Linked DNA regions of Homo sapiens: regions 1, 3 and 4 are each linked to region 2. The links are chromatin contacts, found by Hi-C in ENCODE. All regions are on one chromosome and are shown on one strand. The core of a region is the stretch at or near the end of the contact, and the rest is flanking DNA. Distances in the headings are between cores, read along the strand shown.

Region 1 (2,985 bases), core at 311-2,810, 1.3 Mb after region 2:
GTATCAGGGAGTATCAGAACTTTAACCTTAAAATGTTTCCATAAGTAATAAGGTATCATCATAACCTTAAAATGTTTCCATAAGTAACAAAAGAAACCATAGGAGAAAAGACTAACAAATTCAAATACAGGGAAGATTTTGACTTCTGTAAAATGGATAACAACTGTAGAATGAAGGGTTTTTTTAAAAAAGAAAAACAGGCTGGGCACGGTGGCTCACGCCTATAATCCCAGCACTTTGGGAGGCCAAGGTGGGTGGATCACGACGTCAGGAGATCAAGACCATCCTGGCTAACACAGTGAAACCCCATCTCTACTAAAAATACAAAAAAAAACAATTAGCCAGGTGTGGTGGCGGGCGCCTGTAGTTCCAGCTACTCGGGAGGCTGAGGCAGGAGAATGGCGTGAATCCGGGAGGCGGAGCTGGCAGTGAGCCTGGGTGACAGAGCGAGACTCCGTTTCAAAAAATAAATAAATAAATAAATAAATAAATAAAATAAAAATTAAAATTAAAAAAAATTCATACCCTTATAACATAAAACAATGGCCAGCTGCCGGTGGCTCATGCCTATAATCTCAGCACTTTGAGAGGCCGAGGTGGGGTCAGTTGAGTCCAGGAGTTCGAGACCAGCCTGGGCAACATGGCAAAACCTCATCTCTACAAAAAATTAGCCGGGCATGGTAGCACGCACCTGTGATCCCAGCTACTCGAGAGACTGAGGTGGGAGGATAGCTTGAGCCCAGGAGGCAGAGGTTGTAGTGAGCCGAGATCTCACCACTGCACTCCAGCGGTGAGCTACCATACCTAGCCCTAAAAATATTTTATAAACTGCCTTGAGAGTGCCTATGTTTCTTAAAACAGGTCCTTGATTTTAGAACCAAAAAAATGGGGAAAAAAATCCTCAGATTCACATCTCACTTCTAGCCCAATTATTTAGCTAGGAAACAAGAGATTACATCGGACTACACATAGAGGATGGTGGCATGAGGGTCAAACTCCAACAGGCATCTCAGTAGGGTTGAACAAACTTTTGCTGCAATAGATACTTGACCCAAGTCTGAGACAGAAAAAAAAAAAAAAAAAACAAAACACAATCACCTGAGAAACACACTTAGAACCTCAGGAATCTTGCTGTATGCTGCTTCCCTCTGTAAGCCAATTCTACATACGTGTGTAACACACATAGGAAACACGTGTTGTATAGGTCAGTACGTGTTCTTCCTCCAGGAGAGGGTAAGGAATGAACTGCTTTCTTTCATTACTACCTCCACAAGCTACTCACACAAAGACTGAGTCCCACAAAGCTCGAGTCAGATCACCTTCACCCCTTCAGACACAAGCAAATGAATTATTCATCTGCTGCCCAGATTATAGCCTTCCCTGTCCCCTGGGAGCAAAATCACAAACACGTCCAGTTCGCAACCTCAACCAAGCTGGCCACATTCCAGAGGCTGCTGGTTTGGACTCTAGTTTCCAGGGGAAAACATGTGCCAGATGCAAATCAGTACCAAGCTCCCCAGATGGCTCACAAAAGCTTAGTTAGCCCGCAGTGTAGCCAAGCATGGCTGGCGCCAGCCTCAGTTATAAATCTCAGGGGAGCGGTGGAGGGGAGGCAGAATTGAGTCATGAGGGTAAGGGCTCTGGGGACTGTGCGGTCACAGAGACAGCACAAATAGGAACCCCAGACCTGATGACTCCCACCACACCCTAGCAGGCCCTGGGCCCCTAGGACTCTGAAAAGGACCCATGATGACACCATGATACACTGCCTAGCCCTACCTCCAAATCAAGATGAACAGGAGGCTACCAAATGAGTCTCTAGGCAGAGGAAGGCAGAGTGATACACAGGGAAGCCAGAAGAGGATGGGCTCAGACCTCAGGAGACCAGAGCCAAGACAGAGGAGTCACCACCAAAAGCAGGGGCAAGTGACCAGCACCCCCGATTCTTAAAAATGCTCATCCAGTGTAATGTCCACCCAGCTACTTTCTCCAGCCCTCTCAGCAGGGAACTAGCTACAGCTGACCAAAATCTAGAGTGTTTCCGGAACACAACACACTCTCACAGGCCCATGTGAGAATACTTTGTAGGCTGCCTACTTCCTCTAGGAATGTGAAACAATAATCGTTTTCCATGATGACTTTGTTACTTGTTTTGGTCCGGCCAACCTGGACTGAAAATAATCTTGGGCAGCCCCTTGTATCTGAAACTGGCCCAGCTAATACAAACTGACTGTCACTTCCCAATCCATGACCTACTGAATGGCAGCAGGCCTCTTCCTCAGATCTGGAGGCAAAAAGATACGCATGGTGGAGAATTCGGTACGCCTATAAAGTCAAGTTCCAGCGTAAAACAGATTTCCGTGGACACAGGAAGTAACACGTAAATTCCAACTCCTAGAAAGTGCCTTCTTAGCAAGACACCCCCTTCTACCTCCAACCACAAGCCAAACATAAAGGTGCATGTTACAAAAACAGCCTGTGGTATGCAACGGATTCCATCTCCCAGGATGAACGACATGATGACATACGTTCATAGACTGCGTGTCCTCAGGGCAGGCACCACTGGGTGGTGCTGGGGAGCTCCCAGCCGCCAAGAGGTGCAAAGCCCACTCCCAGAGCAGATCTCCTAAGAGGGGATCAAACAGTGGGTCAGAACCTTTTGGGGACATGGATCCCTTTCCCAGAAACTTTATTACACACACATTTCTCCTAGCACTTGAGGAACTTCTCAGGTCCCAGCTGTGGATTAATCATAAAGCTCTACAGGCAAGGGTGGTTTTTCTCCACACAAGCAGGTAAACAACCCAGCTGAAGGCATGGCTACCAGCTCCACTGACTGCGCAGAGCCCGAGGCCCTCAGGCCAAAGAACAAATGAACAGTCACGATTTTCTTTACCCCAAAGAGCAGGAGGAACAGACATCTAAGTAATGGTGTGTGATCCCACGCATCGGTGGGAATGGGAGCGGCAAGGCAATGCTAACGGA
Region 2 (2,720 bases), core at 42-2,541:
TTTCTTTCTCTCTCTTTCTCTCCTTCCTTCCTCTCTCTTTCTTTCTTTCATTCATTCTTTCTTTCTTTTTGTTCTTCTTTCTTCCTTTTCTTTCTTTCTTTTCTTTCCTTCCTTCCTTCTTTCATTGTTTCCTTCCTTCTTTCCTCCTCTTTTTCTTTCTTTCATTCTTTCTCTTCCTTTTTTCTTTTTGTTCTTTCTTCTTTCTTCCTTTTCTTTCTTTCTTTCCTTCCTTCTTTCTTTCTTTTCTTTCTTTCATTCTTTCCTTCCTTCCTTCCTCTTTCTTTCTCTTTCTCTTTCTCCTTCTCTTTCCCTCACTCCCTCCCTTCCTCGCTTCCTTCCTCGCTTCCTTCCTCTCTCCCTCCCTCTCTCTCTTTCTCTCTTTCTTTCTTTCTTTCTTTCTTTCTTTCTTTCTTTCTTTCTTTCTTTCTCTCTCTCTCTTTTTCTTTCTTTCTCTCTCTCTCTTTTTCTTTCTTTCTGCCTTTCTCCTTTTCTTCTCCCTTTCTCCCTTTCTCTTTCTTTTCTTTTCTTTTTCTTTTTTAAATTCTATGCTGCTTCTGGGTCAGGGTCTTACTTTATCACCCAGGCTAGAGTGCAGTGGTGCAATCATAACTCACTGCACCCTCGACCTCCTAGGCTCAAGTGATTCTCCCACCTCAGCCTCCAGAGCTGGAACTATAGGCATATGCCACCACACTCGGCTAATTTTTGAATTTTCTTTTTTTTGTAGAGATGGGGTCTCACTATGTTGGCCAGGCTTGTCTTGAACTTCTGGGCTCAAGTGATTCTCCCACCTCAGTCTCCCAAAGTGTTGGGATTACAGGGTGAGCCACCACACTTGACCCCTTTCCTATTGATTTGTTAAGATGATAACTTTATCATATATGTTGCATTTATTTTTTAGCTTTAAAATACCATTAGATATACATGCTGTCTTAGAGCCTGTCCTCTCCATTCCTGTGTGTCTCAGTCTATGCTGGAGCTGACCTAGCTTCAGATCAATAACCTTTGCTTATTTTATGATGTCCTTTATTAGATTACTTACTTTGTCAAGCATTATATCTGGTTTCTTTTACAGTCATCATCTCGTTCAACCCTCCAACAATACCACAAGGTGTTATTTTACAGCTAGAGATACCCGTGTCTGATGCCAAATCCTTGCTTGTTTCAGGGCTGGATATGGTAATCCTCTCTGCCATTTTCGATGACAGGTTGAGAGGAGAGAAAGGTAGATCCTGGAAGAGTGCCCAGGCTGGGGTGACTCGGGGAGGAGACTAAGGGGAAAGCATGATGACTTTGAAAGCCCTCCGTCAAATTCTTGTGGTTCTCTGACTTGATGTTATTTAAACCCCTGTGTACTTTCAAGAGGTTCCCCTCTACAGCCACAAGAATGGGAAATGGCTTGTGTTCTCTGAGTCACACTGGTAGATTATCTATGGGCCTTCTGAGTTTCACTTTGCACCCCCTCTTGGCTATTCTTTCCTTTTCCCACATCCGCCCACCTCACCATCAACAAACCTGCACAGTGTCTTTGCCCTTCAAAAGTAATTGTTATTCTTTCTTTGAACTAAATGACGGCATCTAAGCTGAATTAAACACTCATAGCCTTTCACAGTTTATGAAAGTATCCATTTCCCCATTCCTGCCTTAACATTTGAGGTCGCCAATCCTTTTAATTTTTGCCAATCTGATAAGAAAGAAAGTCTTTTATTTTTACCTTAACTCGACTTTTCCAGATTAGTAATGAGGTTGGAACATCCTTTCATATGTTTACTGGCCATTTGAATTTATTCTGTTATGTATATGCCCATTTTTCTGCTAGATTGTCTTTTTTTAATTAACAGGCATAAAATTTTAATATAATTTGTTTTGTGGGTAGGTAGATAGATATACAGTCAGTTCTTTCTCCCAGTTTGTCTCAGGTCTTGTAACGTTTTTAGTGTATTTTTTCATAGAGAAGTTGTTCAATTTATACATGGTGTGTTTTTTGACTTGTGTAAGCAAGCCTTCCCTACCCAAGGTTCTAGATCTCTTTCCTATGTTTTCTTTGAATATTTCTACAGTGTTGTCTTTTATGTTTAATGCTTTAATTCATCTGGAATAAACTTTTGTGAATGACATGAGATAGTGTATTTTTTTTTTCCAAAATGGATATCCAGTTGGCCCACATTTATTATTATTTGTTATTATTATTTTAGAGATGGGATCTTGCTATGTTGCTCAGGCTGGTGTTGACCTCTTGGCCTCAAGCAGTCCTCCTGCCTCAGCCTCCCAAGTAGCTGGGACCACAGGCATGTGCCACTGCACCAGGCTGGCCTACATTATTTATGGAATAGCCACATTTCCCCCTTACTGGAACTATGGTTTTCATCATATGTGAAGTAAGCACTTATACCTGAGTCCATAGAGTAGACACGGGGTTGTTGTTGCTCCTGGCCTCCATTCATCCTTCTGGTAACCATGTCTGATTTTCCCCATCCCCAGCAGGAACAAGAACCAAGGCTTGAGCCAATTTGTGCATCTCATTGTCCTGGCACTGCCATTGGCCCAGGGCTGGCCATGTGACTCAGCCGGCCAATTACACCCAATCAGAGCTTATCCCTGGCATTTTTCTGAGTGACTGGAAGAGTGTTAACTATTCTTGTGGAACTTAAAAGGGAGAGGCCAGACGTGGCTACAGTTGTCACACAGCCACAAGGTGAAAACAAATATGAAAATGAAAC
Region 3 (2,788 bases), core at 236-2,735, 1.3 Mb after region 2:
GCGGGAGAATTGCTTGAACACAGGAGGCTGAGCCGAGATGGTGCCACTGCACTCCAGCCTGGGAAACAGAGCAAGACTCCATCTCAATAAATAAATAAATAAATAAATAAATAAATAAATAAATAAATAAATAAAATAGAGCTTGCAGTCCCTCAGAGAGCACCCTAGTCCAATGGCCTCCTTTTACAGGAAGAGAAACTGAGGCCCAGAGGGATCAAGAGGCTCCCCCAAGGTCACCCAGCAAGAGGCTAGAGCTGGGACAAAACCCCCAAGTTTCTGACTCCCTGGGCAAGGCTTTTTCCACTGTTTTGGTCTTTGGCCATAGAGATAATCTGCTTAAAAAATTAACTTGGGATTTCATGTAATCACTGAGGCCTCAGAAGCCTTGCCCAAGGAAAGACGAGGAGGGTTTATTAAGCTTTGTTCTAGGAGTTACAGGGACAAGGCCACATAGCAGGGCTAGAAACTGATGTGTGCCACCCTCCTCCAGGCCAGTAGCAGCTTGTATTTCTAGAAAAGGCTTAATTTTCCAGGTCAGGGCAGGTCCCAGAAGGCACCTTCTGGGGATGCGGCTGGACCCCGTGACTCAGCTGATTCCACATTATTCTCTGTTTCCCTCCCCACTCAGGGTGACTGCCAGATTCTGGCCTCCCTTGGGCCTTCAGAGATGGAAGTGATCTTAGGTTGTTGGTGGGTCCTACAACCTATAGTGGAAAGGTGACCATCTAATTTTTTTTTTTTTTTTTTTGAGACAGAGTCTGGCCCTGTTGCCCAGGCTGGAGTGCAATGGCGCGATCTCGGCTCACTGCAACATTCGCCTCCCAGGTTCAAGCAATTCTCCTGCGTCAGCCTCCTGAGTAGTTGGGGTTACAGGTGTGCAACCACTTCCAGCTAATTTTTGTATTTTTAGTATAGATGGATTTCTTTTCTTTTTTTTTTTTTTTTAGAAGGAATTTCGCCCTCTCACCCAGGCTGGAGTGCAGTGGCATGATCCAGTCTTGGCTCACTGCAACCTCCGCCTCCCGATCCAAGCGATTCTCCTGCCTCAGCCTCCCAAGTAGCTGGGATTACAAGTGCGCACCACCATGCCCGGCTAATTTTTTGTATTTTTTTAGTAGAGATGGGGTTTCACCATGCAGCCCAGGCTGGTCCCAAACTCCTGACCTCGTGATCCACCTGCCTCGGCCTCCCAAAGTGCTGGGATTACAGGCATGAGCCACCACGCCCGGCCTGAGATAGGGTTTCACCATGTTGGCCAGGCTGGTCTCAAACTCCTGATTTCAGATGATCCACCCGTCTAGGCCTCCCAAAGTGCTGGGATTACAGGTGTGAGCCACCATGCCCACTTGTGTCTAATTTATCATCCTCACCAGGACACTTTTGAGCATGGCCAGGGACATCTGGTCACCCAGCCACTGCTATCTCTGAGCATCATGATGGGTTGAAGAGTCAGTGAGCCGGCGGTTGAGGACCCACTGTGCTTGGGTCCCATACCTGATGAGAAAGAAGGGCCCAAGTCCCAGGCCTGCAAAACCACAGCCCTAGAAGGAGTGAGAGCACACAGCCAGCATGACCCAGGAAACTAGAACTGAAACCCTCAAAGCTGAAAGGTCTAGATGACTGTCCTTACTGTCCCAACGGGGAGCACACAGCTCTGAAAGGCCAAGGGCCTTGCCCAAGGTTACCCCCCGAGAAGATCAGAGACTCAAACCCAGGTTCCCAACTCTCAGCTCAGTGTGCGCTGTGCCACCGGTTCCCTTTCATCTGCAAACCCCCTGCCTATCTGGAAGGTGTGCACACAGCCTGGAAGCTTGTTATACTGGATTGTAAAAATTGTTCCTTGCCCTGGACTGGTGTGTGGCTTTGTTTGTGTGTGGCTTCCTAATCCTGCAGCCCCTGTGGGTGGGGAGGTCCCCTTTGCAAATAAGCGTGCCAGGCTCCAGAACCCAGGGAGAAGGCAAATATTTCCTGAACTAAACCTGCTCTCAGCACTTCCACTACTACTACCCCAGTCCAGGCCACCATCATCTCCCAGGTGGCCTCAGTGGCCTCTAAGTGGTATCCGGGATCCTTCTCTTTTCCCCACTCTTCATCCTCCATGTCAGAGCATGGAGCCTGGGTGCAGATCCCACACAACTCTCCCTCAGAGCTATCCACGCTCAAATCCTGGATGCACAGCAATGTCATGTGGCTGCCATCCTCCTGTCTGGCTTCCCCGTGTCCCCTTTCTTTCTTTCTTTTTTTTTTTTTGTTTGAGATGTAGTCTTGCTCTGTCGCCCAGGCTGGAGTGCAGTGGCGCGATCTCTGCTCATTGCAAGCTCTGCCTCCCGGGTTCACACCATTCTCCTGCCTCAGCCTCCCGAGTAGCTAGGACTACAGGCACCTGCCACCACGTCCGGCTAATTTTCTGTATTTTTAGGAGAGATGGGGTTTCACCGTGTTAGCCAGGATGGTCTCGATCTCCTGACCTCGTGATCCACCCGCCTTGGCCTCCTAAAGTGCTGGGATTACAAGCGTGAGCCACCGGGCCCAGCCCCCCGTGTCCCCTTTCTTGGTATCCTGCCACCTCACACAAGAAAGGCACAACTCCCGCCCAACTGGGCCTTCCATGGGGCAGTGCCCTGTGAACAACCTCCTACCCCCAGTAGGTAGTTAGAGAGGTACCTGGAGGCAGAGCCTGTTCTCAGCACACTATGAGGGCAGGAACCAGGGTCACACTCCTTTGGCCCAGATAAGGCTCAGAAGTGAGAACGTTGTCATGGGGCCACACCCTTATTTGAATTTCAAA
Region 4 (2,859 bases), core at 5-2,504, 1.1 Mb after region 2:
AATCAGAATTCAAATCCACATCTCACATCTTCACCACGTGGGTGCTCTCCCATGGCTGATGCAAGATAGTAAATGGCCTGGCTGCTGTGATTGCTGAAGTCTGCTGGGACTGGCTCACCCTGCTCCCAAGAGCTAGCGAGGCACTCAATTGTGAACTCCATATTCAATACCACCAAGTTGGTAGCTTAAAATGGGCCCTGGTGGGGCTATTTACACCAAGGAAATTGGCAAATGCCTTTTTTTTTTTTTATTTTGGGGAGCCAGTTGTCAAACATTTACCAGCACGCCACTATCAGGGTGATGTTTGCATTTCAGTTACACCAAAATACAAAGAAAGACCAAATACAGGCGAACAAGAAATGTTGTTTAATTGTTCAGATTTAGCACACTAAAACAACTCGAGGCAATGTAATTATGCTCTTCACAATGTAATTAGGAAATTATTTTATAACTATTAATTATCAATGCACGATAAGGTTGGATAGGTTGAACTGTCCAGTAATGAGTCACAAGTTAGACGCATGTGAACACCCGGTGTTTTTATTTCCTGTCATTGTATTTCTGTGACTGTATAAATAAACAGTGCCTGGCACTGTTCTAAGATTTCCATGATCTTAATTAAATTAACCCCACAATAGCCCTATGAGGTAGTTCCTATTATGGTTCCCTTTGGACCCTATGAGGAAACTGAGGCACAGAGGATTGAAGTAACTAGCTCCAGGTGAGAAAGCCAGTAAGATAATGTCAAAAGTCTAAACAAGAGGTGATCTGTGACTGAGCTTAAGGCCTAATGGCCCTCCTGCCCTGTTCTCCAGCCCCTAACCCCGAGAATCAGCCTAGATTTTCCCACATCTGCAAATATTTCCTCCTCATGGGGTTATGTTGCCCAGCCCTGGGGAACCAGCTCCCAAGGCACAGGAGCTCTCCCGTCTCCCACTGTGAGCACCAGCTCAGGAACACATCCAGGCCGCCAGATCATGGTAGCTTGCTAACATTTCTCGTGCAAGTTCTCACCCTCTCTCCTTCCCTCGCTCTCTCTCTTCTTCCCTCCCTCTCTCCCTGGCCCACCCAAACCCTCTCACGCACCCACTTCTCTCTCTGGCAGGGGAAATCACCACCACGTCTCTGCTTGACCGAGAGACCAAGTCTGAATACATCCTCATCGTTCGCGCAGTGGACGGGGGTGTGGGCCACAACCAGAAAACTGGCATCGCCACCGTGAGTGCGCTCCCCTCCCGTGCCCCAGCTCCCCCTCGCCGGCCAGGCTGCTGCTCCCTGCTTGTACCTCTGGACCCCCGTGTCCTGAGCCAGTGTGAGGCTTTGTGAGAATGAGCAAGGGGGCGAAAATGAACCCATCAGCAGCAGAGGTCAGCCCCCGGGGCCACCACAGCTGTGGGGAAGAAAGGCATCACCACCAGGAATGTAGGGGCACTTGGGAGGAGCAAAATGAAATACTTTCTCTCCTGCCCCTAAAAATCCAGGAGGGCAGGTGGCAGAAGGCATGAGCCCCATAGGCCCCTCCTTGCCTTGGTGCCTGTCAACAAAGCAGAAGCAGGCATTCCTGCGAGGAAGAGCAGCTCAGAGCAGGAAGCAGGGCCCTGGAGGGTCCCTGGGGGCTTGTTCTCCCCCATCTAATGTGCCCCAGAGAGTAGAAAGCTAGAGGAACGAAACGTGGGGGCCTCGAATGAGCTCTCGGCTGCAGAAGTGAAAGGGGAAGTGAGAAGCCCTCTGTGGGAGAGGAAGCGGGAGGACCAGCTGACAGTCACTCCAGCCACCTCCCCTCTTTGTTCCCCATTCGGTTTCTTTGGCTCACCCTCAAAACTGTGGCCCTCACCCAGTCTGCAGCAGCCACCCCATCCTTACCCAGCCAGAGAGGCTGGAGACGGTATCGCGTGGCCAGGGATTTGATGGAAAAATCCCCAGTGCCCTACTCTGTCAAGGGAGGCTCCTACTAATAGGAATCAGAGCCCTATAAATAATGTACCTGGTGGCAGGTGAGCAGGGAAATTGCTTGGCTTGTAGCTGAGACGGGGAGGCTCAAGGGATTCTATTAGATCCCCCACCCTGTCAGTCACCTTCAGCCAAGACTGGAGGCAGGGATGGGGGAAGCCCCAGGTCACAGCAAGGATTTCAGGGCTTATCACATCCATTCCACTGCCTCCTGATGGGACAACACTGGAACTCTCTCTCCTGAAGCGGCCTGGCTCCTTCCTGCCCTCGAAAGCCCAGGCTCTGCCCAAGGCTCCCAAGGTTGGTGGAGCTGGCAGAATTAATGCGAAGATTGCCCGTGGGCATCTGAGCACTTTTCCCCTGGCAGGCCCTGCCCTGGCCCATCTCAGCTGGGTGTGTCTCCCAGCGCCCCTTATGGCTTCACAGGTAAACATCACCCTCCTGGACATCAATGACAACCACCCCACGTGGAAGGACGCACCCTACTACATCAACCTGGTGGAGATGACCCCTCCAGACTCTGATGTGACCACGGTAGGTGGTGGCAGAGCAGCAGAACTGCCAGGCGGCCCTTCCCAGGGGTCTGTGCCCCTCCCACTGCGATTCCAGGGGGCCTTCCCCTATGGGGCTGGTGGACTCTGTGTCCCTCTGAGCTGGCTCTTGCAATAGAGTTCTAGCGGTTCTCCTGCATGGTGAAAGGCAGTCAGAGGTCAAGGGAAAGCCCTCATCCGGCCTCCAGTGTCAGTAGGCCTCAGGCTTTGTCAAAGGGAGCTTCAGGCAGCCCAGGGACAGTGGCAGGGGAGCTCTGGCCGGTTCCGCTTGTGAGCCACACGTGCCCTTAGAGCCCAGGACTCTGGCCACCCCCTCTGGAGAGCTCCCACCCCTACACTGCACAAGCCCCAGCTCCAC

The links. Hi-C counts contacts between places; a loop is a spot of excess contacts on that map. Pooled maps may share reads with other maps.
Region 1: a loop to region 2 is called in a pooled map, with 18 times the contacts of the local background. The contact joins two enhancer-like sites. A Hi-C loop is called at or near these places in 7 of 37 single-sample maps with no recorded cell type and 4 of 50 pooled maps.
Region 3: a pooled map shows a loop between it and region 2 (7-fold over the local background). The contact joins two enhancer-like sites. A Hi-C loop is called at or near these places in 2 of 37 single-sample maps with no recorded cell type and 6 of 50 pooled maps.
Region 4: a loop to region 2 is called in a map with no recorded cell type, with 10 times the contacts of the local background. The contact joins two enhancer-like sites. A Hi-C loop is called at or near these places in 7 of 37 single-sample maps with no recorded cell type and 4 of 50 pooled maps.

The regions. Positions count from the first base shown.
Region 1 is chr10:71,834,756-71,837,740 of GRCh38, forward strand. The region is part of intron 1 of PSAP (prosaposin); the gene reads right to left. Among named protein-coding and RNA genes, the nearest start is that of PSAP, 15 kb to the right of the region's middle. RefSeq lists enhancers at 1,121-1,890, 1,708-1,777, 1,888-1,987, 1,891-2,660. Within about 2 kb of position 1,561, at least 26 of the 41 ENCODE cell types and tissues checked have a DNase peak (open chromatin) inside an H3K27ac peak, as active enhancers do.
Region 2 is chr10:70,577,185-70,579,904 of GRCh38, forward strand. No RefSeq gene overlaps it. Among named protein-coding and RNA genes, the nearest start is that of PRF1, 24 kb to the right of the region's middle. Within about 2 kb of position 1,292, at least 8 of the 41 ENCODE cell types and tissues checked have a DNase peak (open chromatin) inside an H3K27ac peak, as active enhancers do.
Region 3 is chr10:71,872,211-71,874,998 of GRCh38, forward strand. No RefSeq gene overlaps it. Among named protein-coding and RNA genes, the nearest start is that of LINC03139, 4.5 kb to the right of the region's middle. RefSeq lists an enhancer at 1,409-1,478. Within about 2 kb of position 1,486, at least 4 of the 41 ENCODE cell types and tissues checked have a DNase peak (open chromatin) inside an H3K27ac peak, as active enhancers do.
Region 4 is chr10:71,693,042-71,695,900 of GRCh38, forward strand. CDH23 (cadherin related 23) reads left to right here. Exons shown (of 70, transcript NM_022124.6): 21 at 1,106-1,218; 22 at 2,377-2,484. Among named protein-coding and RNA genes, the nearest start is that of C10orf105, 25 kb to the right of the region's middle. RefSeq lists an enhancer at 1,012-1,081. Within about 2 kb of position 1,255, at least 17 of the 41 ENCODE cell types and tissues checked have a DNase peak (open chromatin) inside an H3K27ac peak, as active enhancers do.